Linked DNA regions of Homo sapiens: region 1 is linked to region 2. The links are chromatin contacts, found by Hi-C or POLR2A ChIA-PET in ENCODE. All regions are on one chromosome and are shown on one strand. Each heading gives the region's core, a stretch centred on a gene start or an enhancer-like site at or near the end of the contact. The rest is flanking DNA. Distances are from core to core; before and after follow the strand shown.

Region 1 (4,384 bases), core at 965-3,464, 690 kb after region 2:
AAATTAGTTGGGCGTAGTGGCATGTGCCTGTAGTCCCAGCTACTTGGGAGGCTGAGATGGGAGGCTCACTTGAGCCGGGGAGGTGGAGGTTGCAGTGAACTGGGGATCAGATCCACTGTGCTCCAGCCTGGGTGACAGAGTGAGACCCTGTCCCAAAGGGGAAACAAACAAACAAAAACTGGCCTAAAGCTGCTAATATTTTAGTTTTGTGGCCTGCAAACTTCTAGCATTTCTATAACAGGCATCAAACTTACTTCTATATCAGAAAGTATTTGGCTTATGTCAAAGTTTTAAAAACTTTTTTTCATGTGACACTTTTTCTTAAGAGGAGCTCGTGAATAACTATTTAAATGTTACAGTTGGCTTGAATTTTAAACATTTGGTGAGAGTTGTAAAAATATATGTTTTAAACTTTCAGAGAATAAAAATTTAAGACCCACTTTCTTAGAAGTTACTATTAATAAATAAATAATTTTGTAGTTCTAATCTCATTAAAAAAATTTTTTAAGACTGAGATTGATGTGTAGGACCCAGCTGCAAAATTCAAACCAGCTACATGCAGCTGCACTCTGGTTCCCCTAATTCATCTAACAGCTCTTAGTGTGTTCTATAAGTGGCAATAGAAAAGGCACAGCAGATGTGCAAGATGGCTCCTGAAATCTAAAGAGGGACAGATGGTTCTCGGTTTGATTGACAGCATGAGGAGCACTGTAGAAAGGGTCACCTCCTGTGGAGGGGTTTTTTTTTTTTTTTTAATCCTTGCCTCTGCCTGAAAATGAAACTGTCCAAGAAAGAAAAGCAGAGTATGGCTATTCAGAAAGCCTTTTTTTTTTTTTTTCAAATATTTGTTATAGTGAAATTATAAAGTCACCTAGACGTGGAAAAAACTCTCCTCTAACTTTTGACTGAGAGCTGACTCTTCATATTTATAACAAAGTAGACAGATTGGTGTTTGAATGCAATACTCAGAATATTGGAGATAGAGCTGGAATTAAGGCAAAAACAAAAATAACATAATTTACACAACAGCATCGATTAGAGCTGGAATAATGATCACTGGAAGCCCTATTTTCCCCTTAAAAATAAACTTTTTGTTTTAAATTTTAATTACAAAGTTAGACAAATTATTTGCAATAGTTTACCGGGAATGGTTCTAAATTAACAATATAGGCTATATCACTTTTATGCTTACCTCTCTCTCTCTCTTTTCCAAACTCCTTTCTAGTACTTTAAATCTTCAAGAAAAACAAAAAAGAACTCACATTTTCTGCATGCAAACCAAGTCCTGGATGCTGTGTTAGGTACTTTATAACTTTATATGATTTAGTATCTCAGAGGTATTAATAGATTCTTCTTAGGTTCATATTCATACTGACACATGGGCTCCATGATTTTATTGATGCTTCTCTTCATCTTCTGCTGAAAAAAGGAAAACAAGAACAAAATATGCCTCAAAATAATAGTCTATATATTAAGATACATTCTGGGAGTCCAGGATTTGTGAAGTCCTCTTAAACCATTTCTAGAAGAGGCTGGGTGCAGTGGCTCACGCCTGTAATCTCAGCACTTTGGGAGGCTGAGGTGGGCAGATCATGAGGTCAGGAGTTCGAGACCAGTCTGGCCAACATAGTGAAACCCCATCTCTACTAAAAATACAAAAAATTACCCGGATGTGGTGGTGTGCACCTGTAATCCCAGCTAGTCAGGAGACTGAGGCAGGAGAATTGCTTGAAACCAGAAGGCGGAGGTTGCAGTGATCTGAGGTCGCGCCACACTCCAGCCCGGGGAACAGTGTGAGACTCCATCTCAAAAAAAAGAAAAGAATAAATTATTTCTAGAAGAAATTCACACAGTGGCAGATGCAAGATTTCTCTCTAGACAAGACTCAGGATTGACAATGTATTTGCAAGAAATAGCTGGGAGGTAATTGTCTTGAAACTTCATTTGCATGAAACTATGCTTTTTTGGAATGACCTGCAAAACCTGCCAGGGAATTTACATTTCTTGGTAAGCCTGCTTTTTGGAGGATCTTTAAGAAGTGCTGCAGTTTGATAAAAGTCTGAAAACTACAGTAGATCTGACATATGAACAAATATTTACTTCTGTGACTCATGAACTGAACTAGATTCTGATAATGTAGACAGGGCTATCTCAGTTCTTGTAAAATTCTCAAATCTCTACTCCACTGGCTTGGAGGAAATCAAACTGTTGAACTAGACAGCAGCTCAGAAACCCCAGGGTCGCAAATGACTTTCCCTTTCACTTCCCATCGCCTCTGTTTTAATGACAACAAAGCTTTTTGTGGCCAAGGCATAAATTCATTGAATATGAAATATTTACATTCCACCATCTAGTCAACATCATATTCTTTCAGCTCTCCCACATAGGTAATCCCGCACATACCTGTTCTTTGGCATCATACTGACTACTAGATCTTTGATACTCTTAATTTTATCCCTATCTGATTGTTTTCTTTTCATCCCTACTTAGCTTCAATTCCATTGCCAATAATTTCAACCATTCTCTTGCCAATATCTTCAACTACTTTGTCTTTCTGTCACAAATGTATAAAGTGGCCTGTATTCTATAACTTTCATTACCTTCTTCCTGCTAGTCACACAGGATGGGTAAGCCCTTCTCCCATTTATGTCGACTTATCCACCTGTGCATTTCTCGCTCTCTCTCTGTTTAGACATTCTATGCCAATATGTCCCAATCTTTTTAATATCATGGCACACATAGAAAAACGCTAATCTTTGTGCAGTTCATTAGAATAAACTGGAGGCGATCAGGACATCTATATAGCGCTTAGTTGATATATGCTAATGGCAATTAAAAATACAAAATATAGTCAAGAGATTGAGACCATCCTGGCCAAAAAATTAGCTGGGCATGGTGGCACATGCCTGTAGTCCCAGCTACTCAGGAGGCCGAGGCAGGGGAATCGCTTGAACCTGGGAGGCGGAGGTTGCAGTGATCTGAGATCACGCCACTGCACTCCAGCCTGGCAACAGAGCAAGAGTCCGTCTAAAAGGAAAAAAAAAAAAAGGAAGATAATAAATACTGGCTTTTGTTGAATAAATATTGACTTTTATAAAACTTTGAAATAATATCTTTTAAAACTTGGGCTTGCTTCTCAAAATACAACTTCTTAACTGTTTATTATTAGGCTTAAATTTGAAACGGTGGCAGGGCACCGTGGCTCACGCCTGTAACCCCAGCACTTTGGGAGGCCAAGGCAGGAGGAACACCCGAGATCAGGAGTTTGAGACCAGCCTGACCAACATGGCGAAACCCTGTCTCTACTAAAAATACAAAAATTAGCTGGGCATGGTGGCACACACCTGTGATCCTGCTACTCGGGAGGCTGAGAGAAGAGAATCGCTTGAATCTGGGAGGTGGAGGTTGCAGTGAGTGGAGATTGGGCCACTGCACTCCAGCCTGGGTGACAGAGCGAGACTCCCTCCTCCCCAAAAAAAGGGGTGGGAGAGGGGCCAAGATGGCTGAATAGGAACAGCTCTGGCCTGCAGCTCCCAGCAAGACCAACGCAGAAGGTGGTTGATTTCTGCATTTCCAGCTGAGGCACCCAGTTCATCTCACTGGGACTGGTTAGGCAGTGGGTCCAACTCATGGAGAGTAAGCAGAAGCAGTGTGGGGCGTTGCTTCACCCGGGAAGTGTAAGGAGCCAGGAACCTCCCTCCCCTAGCCAAGGGAAGCCATGAGGGACTGTGCTACCCAGCTGGGTTACTACACTTTTTCCACGGTTTTTGCAATCTGCAGATCAGGAGATTCCTACCGGGGCCCTGGGTTTCAAGCACAAAACTGGGCGGCTGTTTGGGCAGACACTGAGCTAGCTGTAGAAGTATTTTTTCATACCCCCAGTGGCACCTGGGACTGTGCTACCCAGCCGGGTTACTACACTTTTTCCATGGTTTTTGCACTCTGCAGATCAGGAGATTCCCACCAGGCCCCTGGGTTTCAAGCACAAAACTGGGGGGCTGTTTGGGCAGACACCGAGCTAACTGCAGAAGTATTTTTTCATACCCCAGTGGGGCCTGGAACACCAGTGAGACAGAATTGTTTACTCCCCTGGAAAGGGGGCTGAAGCCAGGAAGCCAAGTGGTCTAGCTCAGTGGGTTCCACTTCCATGGAGCCGAGCAAGCTAAGAACCACTGGCTTGAAATTCTTGCTGCCAGCACAGCAGTCTGAAGACAACTTGGAATAATCGAGCTTGGTGTGGGGAGGGGCATCTGCCATTACTGACATTTTAGAAGGCAGTTTTCTCCTGACATTGCTCAGGAGGCTGGGTGCTCTGGGCTGGGTGTGGCAAAGCAGCTGTGGCCAGACTGCTTCTCTAGATTTCTCCTCACTGGGCATCTCTGAA
Region 2 (4,419 bases), core at 926-3,425:
ATGAGAGAAGAGTTGCAGTTTGAGCCCAAAGGCGGTCTGCTGGCAAAAGTCCTCCTTGCTCAGGGGAGGTCTGACTTTCATTGATTAGGGACTTCAACTGTGGGAGAGGCCCACTCACATGATGGAGGGTGACCCACTGTACTCCAAGTCCACCGATTTAAATGTTAATCTCATCCAAAAATTACCTTCACAGAAACATCCAGAATAATGTTTGATCAAATATCTGGGCACCATGGCCAAGCCATGTTGACCCATAAAATTAACCATCACAACACATTAAATTTAAATAGTTTGACACTTGAAAAACATGGTATAAACATTTACATGAAGATTTTCTTCTGCCTCTGTCACCCCTGAGACAGAAAGACCAATCCCTCCTCTTCATCATCCTTCTCAGACTATTCAACATGAAGATGACGAGGATGAAGGCATTTATCATGAGCCACTTTCACTCCATGAATAGTAAATCTATTTTCTCTTCCTTATGACTTTCTTAAAGCATTTCTTTTCTCTAGCTTACTTTATTGTAAGAATACAGTGTATGATACACATAACATACAAAATACGTGTTGATCAACATTTATGTTATTGAGGCTTCTGGTCAATGTTAGGCTATGAGTAGTTACATTTTGGGGAACCACCTTATTCAAGTGTCAACAACTTTGTGTGTGTGTGTGGTTGTTTGTTTTGTTTTGTTTGAGATGGAGTCTTGCTCTGTCATCCAGGCTGGAGTGCAGTGGCATGATCTCGGCTCACTGCAACCTCCGCCTCCCAGGTTCAAGCGATTCTCCTGCCTCAGCCTCCCAAGTAGCTGGGACTACAGGCACACTCCACCATACCCGGCTAATTTTTTTGGTATTTTTAGTAGAGATAGGATTTCACCACATTGGCCAAGCTAGTCTCAAACTCCCAACCTCAAGTGATCCCCCTCTTTGGCCTCCCAAACTGCTGGGATTACAGGCAGGAGCCACCATGCCTGGCCAAGTCAAGAACTTTGAAAGAGAAATTGCTGTTATCAGTCAGCAGGCAGGAGTATCTGGGACTAGAGAAATGCCTCCCCCAGCTCCCTGACCTCACAACACATGGCCACACCTGATAATATTCCCCTTAGTTGTCTTCACTGTCTTCTGCAGCCTGGAATTTAGGAGAAAATATTTTCAAAAATTCTTATGTTTCCTGATTCAATAGCAAAGACAATGGCCTTTAAAGAAAGATACAGACCTACCCTACCACTGCTTTAATTATGACCCAATTTTATTTAATTTCCCTCAAAGTCCAAGAACAGTGGTGAGCAGGAAGGCAAACCACTGCTTTGTTTGTGGTTCCATCCTCTGCCCAGCAGAGTTGCTGCCCAATAAATAATCATTGCGAGAAGAAAAATCACACTATGAAAGCCAAACAGCTCCCTGGTGTTCCCTTGCTTGGCATGACTTTCCAAGACAGCAGGCATCTTTATTTACAGGTTGAAGTGTTGGGCCAAAATTCATTCCAATGCAGGTATCAAGGAGTATTCATTTCATGATCATTTTCAATTTACAGCAGCACAGGTGTTCCCAGTAAGTAAATAGACAGCGCCCTTCCACAGGCATTCTGTGATTACAGAAGCCATTCTTTGAATTGTTTTGCCGATTAACCTGCAGAGGGAAAGCTCTTGAGCTTTTAGCAAATTCCCAACTTAGGCAGGAACTCATGCATATCAAGGGCCTTTGCCAGAGTGACAAAAATGCCCCAGAGATAGGCAATGACTATTTGCCTGCTGGAAGGAAATGTGGAAAGAATATATTCGGGCTTGAAGATTATCACTGAAGGAGCTGAGCTTCCTCTCCCAGGCTTACATCTGCGCTGTTCTTTTCATCTACTTCTCATTCCTCAGTAAATATCTCTAATGATGAGCCTCAGGCCAGCAAATCAGAAAAAGGGCATCGCATCAGATGTAATCTCTGTGACCTTTAGAAACCGGCACATCTGTCATGGGATAGGCAGTTGGCCCTCCCATCTTTGGTATTTGTGTTTTTTCCTTGGAAGGATTTGCGCCCCTCTGTCCTCTAGGAGAGGCTCCTATTGACATTCCTTCCACCCCCAGAGGTTCCTGGGTGGCAACAGCTGGGCTGATTGGGAACAGGTTTCCACCAGGGGGCACTGGAAGAAAGCAAAAGTGAGAAGCACCCCTTCTCAGAATAGCTCCTAAGGTCATCTCTGAAGAGGACAAAGGAACAGATGTGAAGAACTGTGGGGCCCGGGCTGCGCGGGAAGCAAAGCCGCTGTCGCTTCCTCATGTCTAATGTTTTGAAGTTTACATCGTCACCTCCAGTTCATCCCCTGGCATTTCCGATGTCAGGGTTTCGTTTTGAATCAGTGCCTTGAGTGAAATGCATTCCTACTGAATTTGGTCATCATAATAACTGGCACATGGCTAGTGATTTATATTTAAAAACATGGCTTGAAACTGGCTCAGTTTTGAGAGCTGCCTTAACCCAAAGACCAGGCTTGTTGCCCAAGCCAGGCGCTCCAGGTTGTGGTTTTAAGATGAGGAATGTCTGATACCGGCTGCTTTTGCAGTTGATGGGCTGTGGTGAGTGGGGAAAGCCTTAAAAACTTGTGGCTTTGGAAAAATGGCTCTGGGTGACCAGAGCTGATTCTGTAAGTTTGCTGCAACATATCCTTTTTGTTTTTTTTTCCAGAAATTTACAGAAAGGCCAAACTTCCTCATTACTCTGCCATAAATGCCCACCACTACATCCTTTTTTTTTTTTTTTTTTTTTTGAGATGGAGTCTCACTCTGTCTCCCAGGCTGGAGTGTGGTGGCACGATCTCAGCTCACTGCAACCTCTGCTCCCGGGTTCACGCCATTCTCCTGCCTCAGCCTCCCGAGTAGCTGGGACTACAGGTGTCTGCCACCACGCCCGGCTAATTTCTTTTTGTATTTTTAGTAGAGACGGGGTTTCACTGTGTTAGTCAGGATGGTCTCGATCTCCTGACCTCGTGATCCACCTGCCTCGGCCTCCCAAAGTGCTAGGATTACAGGCGTGAGCCACCGCGCCCAGCCTATCTTCAAAAGGCCCCATTTCTTAAGGGCCTTTTGAAGATAGGCACGTTTTAGCCACATTAACCCATATTATCTGGGGAGAGTGACACATAACTAGCTTGGCTATAGCATGGATGGATTTCTACCTCTGAACAGGAGTTAGAAAAGACTTCCAAGTTGGAGTTAGACTTCTTGGTTTGGAGTTAGACACCAAACCAAGACCCCACACCAAGGAGAGGGGAAAATAGTAAAATTGGGACATTGAGTTTTTCACATATTTATTCAATTTAGAAAGTTATCCTTTATTCTGAGTTTATGCCCTTTATACATTTGGGGTCTGAAGTGATCCTGTGTCTGTGTTCGCACGTGTGTGCACTTTTCCTTTTGATACTAAAATGTCCATTATTCTAAGAAGTGATGGTCTCCAGAGATGTTAGTTTTTCTAAATGTATGGATAAAATAAGTGAGTAATTTGTGTTAGACCTTGACTGTTCTGTTTTTTTGACATTATACTGCCAGTGAAACCTTAAAGAAGGGAGGATAACTACTTTAGGGGAGTCACTGGTGACTAAGAGAAAACAAGTACCTAGCTAACAGGACACCAAACTGATCAATTTGAGTGGAAGAGTGGTGCTTGACCTGTCTATGGCCTGAAGGGGTGCTGTGTGGGGTGAGGAGATTCTAGAAGCCTGGCAAGCTGGATGGAGTCCCGGGCACCAGGGAAGACAATGTTTCTGGGAGTAAAAGGTGCTGTAAGGAAAGGCAGAAATCTTCCTGATGATGACCGCTCATCTGTTTCCCAGCTTCTGCCAGGGCAACTCCCCAGACACGGACAGCAGCCACCCAAACCCTTGTTTGGTCTATGAGGCAATTTTTCTTTCTTTCTCAGAAGGGGCTGATGTGAGTTGGTCTTTGCAGGCACCTTGCCCACAACTTCCCCACTCCCCCACATCTCAAAACAGTGTTTCCTAGAACACTGTTTTCTGTGAGCTCAAAGTTCATAATAAGCTCGCAGACATCACACCCAAGACATCGAGCCAGCTTGTGATGTGAAGAAGTGCTTGGCCACAAGGCACACGGGCGTGGCTGGCACTGGGCCAGAAGCCGTACTGCTCACTGACCCTCGGTGGGCAGGGAGTGTGGGCACTGCTGGCCTGGGGAGCTCCACAGAGGAGAAATGTGGGGATCTGCAGTAGTTACAAAAGGCAGCTGCAGTGACGAGTTAAAAACTGAAATGATTTAAAGACAAAAGAAAAGACACATCTAGTGTCCATTTTAATCTTTCAGAAAGGGCATCAAACTCCAGCCCCAGGCAGAAGGGTGGCCAAAGTGGCCAAGTTCTTTTTTAATCTGCGGCTTCTCCTGCTTTTGCCACACACTTAGTTATCTATTGT

Evidence for each region. Hi-C counts contacts between places; a loop is a spot of excess contacts on that map. ChIA-PET counts read pairs that join two places held with the same protein, here RNA polymerase II (POLR2A). Pooled maps may share reads with other maps.
Region 1: a pooled map shows a loop between it and region 2 (2.1-fold over the local background). The contact joins two enhancer-like sites. A Hi-C loop is called at or near these places in 1 of 50 pooled maps. POLR2A ChIA-PET finds 5 or more read pairs at or near these places in 2 of 52 experiments (GM12878 and WTC11).

The regions. Positions count from the first base shown.
Region 1 is chr4:48,813,502-48,817,885 of GRCh38, forward strand. It overlaps a transcript of OCIAD1 not described here. Among named protein-coding and RNA genes, the nearest start is that of OCIAD1, 15 kb to the right of the region's middle. Within about 2 kb of position 2,215, at least 2 of the 41 ENCODE cell types and tissues checked have a DNase peak (open chromatin) inside an H3K27ac peak, as active enhancers do.
Region 2 is chr4:48,125,821-48,130,239 of GRCh38, forward strand. The region is part of intron 1 of TXK (TXK tyrosine kinase); the gene reads right to left. Among named protein-coding and RNA genes, the nearest start is that of TXK, 6.2 kb to the right of the region's middle. RefSeq lists enhancers at 1,319-2,181, 3,703-3,822 and a silencer at 1,532-1,826. Within about 2 kb of position 2,176, at least 24 of the 41 ENCODE cell types and tissues checked have a DNase peak (open chromatin) inside an H3K27ac peak, as active enhancers do.